Regions from separate parts of the Homo sapiens genome. Here region 1 is linked to region 2. Evidence: read pairs that join two places in POLR2A ChIA-PET (ENCODE). Cell type or tissue: PC-3. All regions are shown on one strand. Each heading gives the region's core, and the rest is flanking DNA. Links, peaks and the distances in the headings are about the cores only. Region 1 has its middle 85 kb from the start of POMGNT2. Region 2 overlaps ANO10 (anoctamin 10).

Evidence for each region. Peaks named below come from ENCODE experiments on the same cell type or tissue, not always from the same donor. Only the 100,000 strongest peaks of a DNase experiment are listed, where the experiment ranks them.
Region 1: POLR2A ChIA-PET joins it to region 2 with 12 read pairs; 2 of 35 experiments call an interaction of 5 or more read pairs at or near these places.

The regions. Positions count from the first base shown.
Region 1 is chr3:43,187,891-43,193,277 of GRCh38, reverse strand. No RefSeq gene overlaps it. Among named protein-coding and RNA genes, the nearest start is that of POMGNT2, 85 kb to the right of the region's middle. In PC-3, for the core only: no CTCF peak of the experiment used is centred there; DNase peaks (open chromatin) are centred at 1,967 and 2,367; H3K4me3 peaks cover 1,308 bases; H3K27ac peaks cover 4,047 bases.
Region 2 is chr3:43,528,785-43,534,171 of GRCh38, reverse strand. The region is part of intron 11 of ANO10 (anoctamin 10); the gene reads left to right. Among named protein-coding and RNA genes, the nearest start is that of ANO10, 91 kb to the left of the region's middle. In PC-3, for the core only: no CTCF peak of the experiment used is centred there; a DNase peak (open chromatin) is centred at 2,111; H3K27ac peaks cover 428 bases.

The DNA.
Region 1 (5,387 bases), core at 333-5,332, 340 kb after region 2:
TTCTGAACCTCCATGATCCTGCAATCTTCACTTCCATATGGGCATGATGATAACTTCCTTGGCTAATAAAGGAGCCATATAATGACCGTGATGGTGTTAGGTAGGCTGTAAAGGCTATGTTGTAGTTTCCCCCAGTATGGTCCCAGGGCTCCTTTTGGAGTAGGGCTGCTTACAGACCCTTCTTGCAGGCTCCTTTCGGTGGGTGGCGACAAGGAGAGAGTGAAATGAGAATGGTGAGGGGAGGATGCCTCTGGTCTTGCTTCCTGGGGATGCCCCATATGAAAAGCTGGACCTTGTGTTCCTTCTTTTATGGTCAGAGCTCTGTGTCACCTCATGCCCAAGCCCAGCCCTAGGAAGAGGAAAACCCTTACAGTGGAAAATCTTAGCTTATGTCTAGTGTTGGCAGATACCAGTCTAAGAGAACGAACAGGGAGCACACAAGGAAGCTGACCCATGCTGACCAAACTCACAGGAGACTGACAGATAAACCCCAATGCTACCTTAAACAAGTGTACTGAATTCTTCAAGTTCTTTGATGTCTGAAAATCTGCCCCGAGTGCAAAAAACATCAGAGGCTCTCTGTGACTAATCATGTGGCACTGTCTATAAAAGAAAAGAAAAAGGGTCCATTAAGTCTTTTCCCCAAGAAAGGCAGGAAATCAGGGAGGGAACAAGTTTGTTGTTCTTTGCCCTTAGTAACTCTGCTTTTAACTCAAGCAAAAACACTGGATTAGAGGAAAAGGATTTATATCCACAAAATATCCCCTGCTAGTGTCTCCACACCATTCTTCCAGCCTCTCTCCACCTTTGCCTCTCCCTGCTCCTTTCTCTTCTCGCCTTTCTTCTCTCTCTAGACTCTCTTAGAAGCTCGAAAATAGTACCCCACTCTTTATGGCAGAGTAGCTTCAACTTCAAGGCCCCATTTTCTTTCCCAAGCATTTATTAATACTAAGGTCTTTTTTTTTTCTTTTTTCCAAAAAAAGATAGTTCCCTTCCTAAGAGGAACTCCCATACCCCTAAGATAATAGAGTCATTGCATCATCTTTTCTAGACAAACCCTTACAGCAATTTTCCACCTCAGTTTCCCCTAAGCACCCCAAGGGTTTAGCTATTTGACCCACCCCAAATGCTACTCCTTTTAGGAAAGGTTGCTGACCCAACTCCTTGTTTCTTCCTGGCTGTCTTTGGAAACGTGTTTACCATGGAAGCAGGTGGTGTTGCAGTAGGAATGCAGACAGAAGAAAGTTGGCTATGAGATCCTGGACAAAGTATGTAACCCCTATAAGCCTCCTTGAGGAAGGGAATAAAAGGCAATGTACAAAGCTGTTGCAAGGACTGATGCATGTAAATATCCTCTGTCAGCTGCAAAGCTCCATGAAAGTGATGATTGTTTATGCAGGGGGCTGTGCTGGCCAGGATACCAAGCAAGGTGGCATCGATTGCCTGAGTCTTCACGTGTCTTCCTTTCTTGATGACAGCAGCCTTACTGATGCTCTGGTCCACACACTGGTGCTTCCTTCTCATGTGCAATCCAAGGCTATTCCAGTTGGTACATAAAGAACAACTCTGTGAATAGGGGACTAGTGCCCTGCCAGAGATAGAACATCTTAGGCTATGGAAATTTTCAGTTTTGGGAATTTAAAAGTGCCCCTATGCCTACACACAATCCTTGCCTCTGACAACCTTATAGTTTACAGCAGCAGTCCCCAACCTTTTGGCACCGGGGACCGGTCTCATGGAAGACAATTTTTCCATGGACTGGGGGTTTGGTGTGGTGGGGGATGGTTTTGGGATGAAACTGTTCCACCTCAGATCATCAGGCATTAGATTCTCATAAGGAGTGCATAACCTGGATCCCTCGCATGTGCAGTTCACCATAGGGTTCGTGCTCCTATGAGCATCTAATGCCACTGCCGATCTGACAGGAGGCGGAGCTCAGGCAGTAATGCTCACTGGCCCAACACTCACTTCCTGCTGTGTGGCCCGGTTCCTAGCAGGCCTTGGACTGCTCTCAGTCCGTGGCCCAGAGAATGGGGATCTCTGGTTTATAGCAGGCAGCAGTTTAAAAACCATTTCTCTACTTTGGCTTCATTACACACACAATATATTTATTGCATATTAATTAGAAACAATAGATGGATAGAAACAAAGGGAGAATCCATTGTAGCTCCTCACCCAGTGAAAACCACTGTGACATTTTAATGTTAATACAGCCATATTTTTTCTGTGTATTTGGTGTGAACTCCTTTATGACATTTTTGTGCATAGTAGTCATGCTTTTTTATTTTTCCACGTCAAATCAAAACTATCTCAGTCATCCGCTTTTTAGATTCATTCACTCACTCAACAGGTATTTATTGAGTGCTTATTTTGCGTCAGGCACTCTTCCAGCTGCAGAGAATACAGCAAGGAGAGTGAATAAAAAGTCCTTTCCTTGCCCAGCTGACATTTTATCTTAGTTGAGGGAGACAGACGATAAACAAACGAGTAAGAAATATAGCAAAACAGCTGGGGATAAGGGCAATAAAAATATCACAGCAGGGGAAGGGCTTTGGGAGTGTCAAGCAGGCTTCAGTTTAAGATGAGTGCTCAGCAAAAGCCTGAAAGCAATGGCCTGAAGGAGAGAAAGGATTGAACCATCTGGAGACGGAGGTAAGAGGGTTCCAGCAGAAGGGACAGCACATGCAAAAGCCCTGGCATGTCCTTGGAAGCACAGGGAGATCAGGGTGGCTGGAAGAGAGCGTGTCAGTGGTAGGAGGGAGTTGGAGATGAGATAGGAAGGTCACCAAGTCTGACTGTGTAGGGCCTTGAGGGGTGGTAGAAGGATTTGACTTTTCTCTGATCATGATAGGGAAGCATTGGAGGATTAGAGCAGAGCAGTAACATGACTTAACCCTAAGAATAAACTACAGGCAGGAAAAGGTAGGAACAGGGGGACCCGTTATGAGGCTATTGCAATAATCCAGGTGAGGGACAATGATTACTTGGACCAGGAGGACATTACAGGTGCGAGATGAGATGGAGTCTTGATATATTTGAAGGTAGAACTGACGGGATTTCCTAGTAGAAATATGAGACAGGGAAGAAAGGTCAGAGGTGACTCCAAGATTATCCTGAGGCAACCAGGGAATGGAGCTGCCATTTTCTGAGATGGGAAAGACTGTGGGAGTGTGGGGCTTGAGTAGACAGATTAGAAGTTGGTCTTAAAATTTTAAGTTTGAGATGATACATAGCCAAATTGGATGTCAAGAGGCAGTCTGGGGTTTGGGAAGAGGCTGAGGCTAGAGATACAAATCTGAGTTTTGAAACCAAAATATTGATATTTAAAGCCACAAGATTATTAAGGACGTGCATGTAGACAGAGAAAAGTTTCAAGGAGTGGGTCCTAGATTAAAAGGAAGAATGACCTCTTCTTCTTGGGGCAACCCCAGATCCCTGGGTGGCCCAGAAACTGACCCTGAGTTTGTACAAAAATGGTACAATTTCCATTCTTAAGTGGGAAGAGCTCTGACCCTTAATATTTGACTACAGCAAGCTTCTCTTGCCTTTAGTGACCACCTCACATCACAGATGAAAGATGAACATTTGTGGTCAGATAGATATGGCTGAGGAGTATTCCTTGATGACCTCACTCCTTGTACCTCCTGCTCAAGTTGCCCAAATTCCTCCAGTGCATGATGGTCAAGGGCACCCAAAGCTAGGATCTCAAGGTCACTATTCATAGTCCCATGCACGACCAACCCCACACAACTCCACCTGCTCTTGCAGTGCACAGTCAGAATCCTTTGGATGTCCAGTTCTCAGTTTCCTTCCCCTCACCATGGATAAGCCCCCAGGGATCAGTCAGCTTAGCTTTCAAACCTTGAAACAAAATGAGTTGATTCCACTCCCTTTCTTGCAGTATAGTGTTACCTCCAAGAGAAGACCCTGAATGTTAAGGTGTTTGAAGGGGGCCCAGTGAATGACATCCCCTTTCTCACTTTCTCACTTGAACCAATTAAGAAATAATTGAACCAATTCTGAACCCGTTAAGAAATAAAACAAAGGAGTAATAAGGCAGATGAAAGCCAGAATGCCACTTATACAGATAAAGCAGATGTTGGAGAAAGGCTCATCGTTGGCTTCATGTCTTTCCAAGTGCTGAACCCCTGAATTAGGCATCTCACCCACCCAAACATGGCAGAGTTGGACCAAGGATCCGGTCCCTATGAGATGTACAACATGGGTGAGTAGACCCAAGAAGTTCTGGGCTGTGCTGTCCAGCTTCTCCTCCCAAACTCACAATCAGAATAACCTCTCCCTCCAGGGCAGGGGGACTGAAGAGGGTGGAGAGAGTCCAGAAGTGCCATATCAGGGGTGCTGTCTCCACTTGGATGGAAACATCTTATGGGGATAAGCTATCCTCACTTTCAAACCTTCATCAACATAACTTCTAAAAGACAAAAGACTCCTTTAGCATCCTTGGAAGTGGTGATTCACTCTTCCAGTGGTGAACAAGGGGAACCTGGCACAGCTCTTACAAAGACAATGAAAAACAAACCACTATGTCATGTGTAGATATCAATATGCAAAGAGATGTGCACGCACATGTGGGCACACACAGACACACAGATGGATTATACAGTATGCTTATAGCATATTTTATAACTGCTCCTTTCACCTAAAACATCAAGACTCTCCTTCTAATACATATACTTTTAAAATTGCCTTAATGGACAAATGTCATTCCATTGTGTGGTATACCCATCTTTTAATAACCTGTCTCTTATTGTTGGTTATCTGGTTTGCTTCCAATCCTTTTCTACTATTAAAAAAAATACCTAAACCTTCTTTTAGATAAATTGGTTCATATTTTTTACAATTTCCTTAAGCTAAATTCCTGGAATTGGATTTGCTGGTTTAAAGGGCAGGCAGGTTTTCAACACTGGTTACATTTTGAAAATTATGTAACAGATGTCATTGACGTAGTCCAATGTGCAAAGGACAAAGAGAATAGACAAATAAGTTAGTTTACCTTGCAGGCTATGAGCTCCCATAGTGGACCTCTGTGTCTCCCACAAACCCTGGGACTATGCTGGGTACCTTAGAACTTCATCTCATTGTGTGTTAGCTGATGGACTGAAGAGAACTAATGGGAAGGGATGGTTATATATGGGCTTTCTGTATATGACAAAGGCAAGTGCATTTTCAAGAGTGAGTAGAGGCCTCTGCCAGCTGGGTAGAGGCAAGCATGGTGGTTCTTTTGCCAGAATTCCATGCTGTTTCTCTGTGCCTGAGTGATTTGGTTTGGTACTCTAATACCAAGCCAGACAAGGATACTACAGGAAAAGAAAATTACAGGCCAATATCTCTGCTGAACATAGAAACAAAAATCCTCAACAAAATAC
Region 2 (5,387 bases), core at 215-5,214:
CTTCTTTATTTAAATTTTATGTACTTATTCTCTGGGTAATAATGCATTTACATGATTCAAAACTCAAAAGGCTCAAAAACACAGTGATAAGAACCCTCTCCTGTCTCCCAGTCAACAAATTCCCTTCTGTGGAGGCAGCCAGTGTGATTGGTTTCTTATGTTTGCTTCCAGGCATATTTAATGTGCAGATAAACAAGTATACAAGTGTATGTAAATAAGCATTAATTCATAAGCAGAATTTAGTTAATTTGTTTTACACTTAGTTGTTTAGTACAAATAAGAATGCTATTGGCAATTAACAAAATTTTCAATGTAAAGGAATCCATGTGTAAGATGACCTCTGATGCTATTGAACTTTGGAATTTATGACTTGAATGGTATTTTACAAAGCAGTTTGACCTTTTCAGAATAAGAGAAATTCTTCCATCATGAATAAATGACAGGTTGAAGTACAATGATTGGTGTGCTTATTATTTCAGATTTGGATCAGTTTCACCATCATTTAGCAAAAGCAAGAACTGCTTATGAATAACAAATATTTTTGTCCTGCTTTTTGCCAAGGATAGTACTGGTACTGGACTGGGGTCAAAGCTAAGGAGCTGTCTATTTGTGCATTTATTAAAGTTTTTAAAATAAGAATGAATTTCTTTACTGTTACTAAGGCCAAAGCTTGTTTAAATAGATAATTGTGGAACTATGGAATAAGAATCTGTTAGTAGAATAACTCAACAAAAATGCATTGGATTAGGGAGCTTTCGAGTGTTTTTTTAATAAGCTGCATAAAACTTACATGTGATATAAGTATACTTTTTGGCCTACAAATTCTACTTCAAATAATTTATTTCGAGGAGAGATACTTGGAGGCAGGGGCATGGCTTAGCCTCAGTGATATGGTTCTTTGAATGAAATTGCCTTAACCTTCCTGTTTTTGGCTCCTTTCTCATTCCTGCTTTTGCTAAATCAGCTTTTCTCTCCAACCCTTACATATCCGTCAGCTTTCTTGGTTTCACTTGACAACATGCTTCTCACTTCCATCATCTGAAATGTGCTACCATTTTTTTTCTGCTAACAGCTCATTTCTTGTTTGAGTCTTTACCGACTATTTTGATGAAGTCTTGGGCTCTATCATGCCTGGAAGCAAGGGGAGGTATTATTGAGCTTCTCCTGGATTTAGGTCCTGGCTTTGCCATAGAGGACACAAAGACAGAGAGTATAGAGAACGTTTGTGCCATGCAGAACAGGGATGACCAAGTAAAGAATCTTGCCTTTAGAACAGGGCATGTGCTTTACATGAATTCCCCTCCTCACTTAGACTGAAACCTTACCATATCACTTTGTATTTGAATCTCTGGGTTGGAGATTCCTAGATGTTTTGGGGAGATTGCTGTTGTTGTTTTGCATTACTCTTTTATGGGAAAAAGCATTAAAATAATATGAATTAAAATTAATTTTGCTTCATCTAACTATAAAGATATAGCTTGAGAGATTTTTGGTGGGTGATGAAACTGTTCTGTACCTGATTGTGGTGGTGGTTATATGAAACTATACGTGCATTAAAATTCATAAAACAATACACCAGTCAATTTTATTATATGATATAAAAAACAATTTAATTTTGTTTTGAGAATTTTATGTATCTCTGCAAATAAAGATACATCTGTGGAAGTCATTAAGGAATCAGTATTATACTGGATGAACAGTTGTATAGCCTCCTTTATGAAAATTGGGATTTCCAATGACCTAGTCAGATTATTTCTTTCTATCTACTCCTCCCTGCATGTATACACCTACCTGTGTTTTCATATTTAGTATAAAATTAGTTCTAAACTGAGCAAGGATGGCAAGGCAGCGATGATGGCTTTTTCTCCCCTAATCTTTGGAAAGAATTTTAAGCCATTAAACGTGAGAAGTTTAAGCGAAGGCATAGCATTTGCAATTATCAGAGCATCAGTGACTATTGCCTCTTTATTTAGACAGTCTGAGTCCTCTGTCCTTTTGACTATGGGACCTTTATCCTTTTGCATTACTAAGAGCTTTAGGGGAATATTTGAGACTTTCATCCTAGCTGCTTGTGATTCAGCTCTTCTCCTTGTTGGCAAGGTACAGTTGATGTCATACATAGGGCTGGCAGATGAATCAGCAGGATGCTGCTTGGCAATGTGGACGGGGTGACTGAGTGAAGAGGGTTTAAGTTTGTTGGGTGAAGCATCACTGAGCTTGTGACAATGCTCTTGGCTCTTTCATGACTATGGGTTTTGTTTTTTTTTTTTTGAGACAGGGTCTTGTTCTGTCACCAGGTTGGAGTGCAGTGGCCGATGGCCCAATCTCGGCTCACTGCAACCTCCGCCTCCTGGGCTCAGGTGATCCTCCTGCCTCAGCCTCCTGAGTAGCTGGGACTACAGGTGCTCACTACCACGCCTGGCTAATTTTTGTATATTTTAGTAGAGATGGGGTTTCACCATGTTAGCTAGGCTGGTCTCGAACTCCTGACCTGAAGTGATCTGCCCACCTCAGCCTCCCAAAGTGCTGAGATTACAGGTGTGAGCCACTGCGCCCGGCCTCATGATTATGCTTTAATTACCATGTAAATGACAAATCGTCAGATCACACATTTTTATTTTAGAGACCTATATATTTATTTTTTATACCAATAAGAAACCTAAAATGCAGCATAGTAGCTTTTCATTTCATATTTTAAAATGTTGATGCAAGAAAAGACTCTTCCATAGACATTAGAAGATAGAGAACTTTATCTGAGTCATGAGAATCCCTTATTTTACCTTTATTCTCACAAAATAATTTGAAAAAGCTGGAATAATTTATAAGCCACTATTAAGATGACATAGATCTTGGTGAATTCTTTAGATAAAGATTAAGCCAGAACGTGTAATTTAAAGATTGTTAAAAACATTTCTCCAAAGTAAAATAATTTGCTTAAAAATGTAGGTTGGTTCTTGAAGATCTGTCATTTTGTTTTGTCTTCAAAATAGTTGAAATATTAGCTCTACAGCATGTAGACATACTTGAAAGTTAGAATACTTCTGCTAGTGACCACAGACTTATTTTTTGTCTTTTTGCCTAGAGTTTATTAGTCATATTACACAGGTTTTAGTTAAAAGAATACCCAAGTTTGGCCTTTTACATACATAACATGCCTTTTGATATCAACACTTTTTCTATGACCTAACATAGGATTAGGTTTTTGAATATTCTGTGTGTGCCCAAGGAGAAGGTATATCCTCTCTTATCAGTGTAATGTTTTATTTGTACACACACACATACACACACACACACACATTAGTCCCAGCTTATCTGCAAAGGATGGTTCCAAGACTCCCAGTGGATGCCTGAAGCAATAGATAGTATTGAACCCTGTATACACTGTTTTTTCTTATATATACATACCTATGATAAAGTTTAATTGATAAATTAGAGACAGTAAGATATTAACAACAATAGTAGAACAATCATTATAATATACTTTAATAAAAGTTATGTGAACATGGGGTCTCTCTCTCAAAATACTGCTTTAATAAAAGTTATGTGAATGTGGGGTCTCTTTCTTTCTCTGTCTCTCAAAATACTATGATATTTTTGGACTGCAGTTGACCACGGGTATCTGAAACTGTGGAAAGTGAAACTGCGGATAAGGAGACTACTACATACCTATTATATATCTGTGTATGCATATATAGAAAACCTTTATAGTTTATATATACCATATATAAAATATATATAATATATAGGCTATATGTTTTATATAAGAAATATATAACCTATATAACCTCTATCCTGTTAAACATAACGTGTAGATCTTTTAAATTACTGCTTACTTTTCGTTCACTTGTTTTGGTTTAAGAGTGTTGTTAAAGTCTATTCAATAGCGTATTCCTGTTAGAAAGCATCTGTTGTAGTTTGTGATTTATAAATGTAGTTACTGTGTTATTTGGTGCATAGGAATTTATAACTGCTACATTTTCATTTTTAATTGTGATCTTTGAGGTTATAAAAATATTTCTTTAATGCTTTTGGACCTTAATTCCACTTTGATAATAGGATTGCATCCCCTATCTTCTTAATTTCTATTTTTCCTTAGTATATCTTCAGTTTTCGCCTTTCTGAATCACTCTAAGTGTGTCTCTTGTATACAGCATAGAATTGGGTTTAGTTTTGCAAGAAAGTGTCAGGTATTTTTCTTTTGATTAGTGTCTTAAGCTCATTTGCATTAATTGAGATGCAGAATATGTTTGGTCTCAACTTTATCATATTATTTTATGTTATATATACTCTGGTATTATGTTATATTTACCATGTTTCTTTCCTTGGTAGGGAGCAAGTATTTAGGAAAGTTAGTTTTATACCTCTATAGTTTTATATTCTATAATATCCTAATTTCCTTTGTTTTTACTTAGATTTCTACTGTTTGGTTTGTCAGTTTAAAATAATATCCTTTATTATGTATTATCTACTTGACAATTTATGTATTCTGCTTTCTCCCTTTTCTCTTCTGCTCTCATTATTTCAGTTGTACTATTTCTACTTTGTCAGAATGTTTACCATTTACATATATGTTTTTTAGTTCTAGATAGGTTTAAATCTTTTTGTTGCTTGCCATCAGTCATCTTGCCAAAGTTTTCCTTTTCCCCTTTGTTCTATGAAACGTGTTCTTCAGTATAGCAGTTCTCAAACAATAATGAGCATACTCATCACCTGGACCTCTTGGGCAGGGCCTAGATTCCCACTCCTAAAAAAATCCCAAATGGTATAGATGCTGTGGGCCATGAACCCCACTTTGAGTGGCAAAAGATTTCTCAAGAAGAGTTCTCAAGTTCTTGAACATAAGTTCCATATTAGGTTCTATAACATGTATACTTGAAGGACAGCTTGGCTGGATTTTAAAATACTTTGGTTCAAAAGGTTCAAAGTTCTTGAAATTTCTTGAAAATGCCCCTCCACTGTTGTCTTGCATTGTTGCTGTCAAACTCTGATGTGAATCTGCTTTCCTTCCTTTAGCAAGTGACTTGGTCATTTTGTTTGGAGGACCAAGTGTTTAATATTAGTGTAATTATTTTATAGGCATATGTCTTAGAGTTGATTGGTTCAGATCACAGATACACATGGGCCCTTTCAAATGTGGTTTCAGGCTTTCTTTTGTTTCTGGAACATTTTCTTAAATTACAGGGTTTTTTTGTTTGTTTATGTGGGTTTTTTTTGAGACAGGATCTCACTCTGTTGCCCAGGCTGGAGTACAGTGATGCAGTCCAGCTCACTGCAACCTCCACCTTCAGGGCTGAAGCAGTCCTCCCATCTCAGCCTCCTGAGTAGCTGGGACTAACAGGCACACACCACCATGCTCAGCTGATTTTTGTATTTTTTGTAGAGATGGG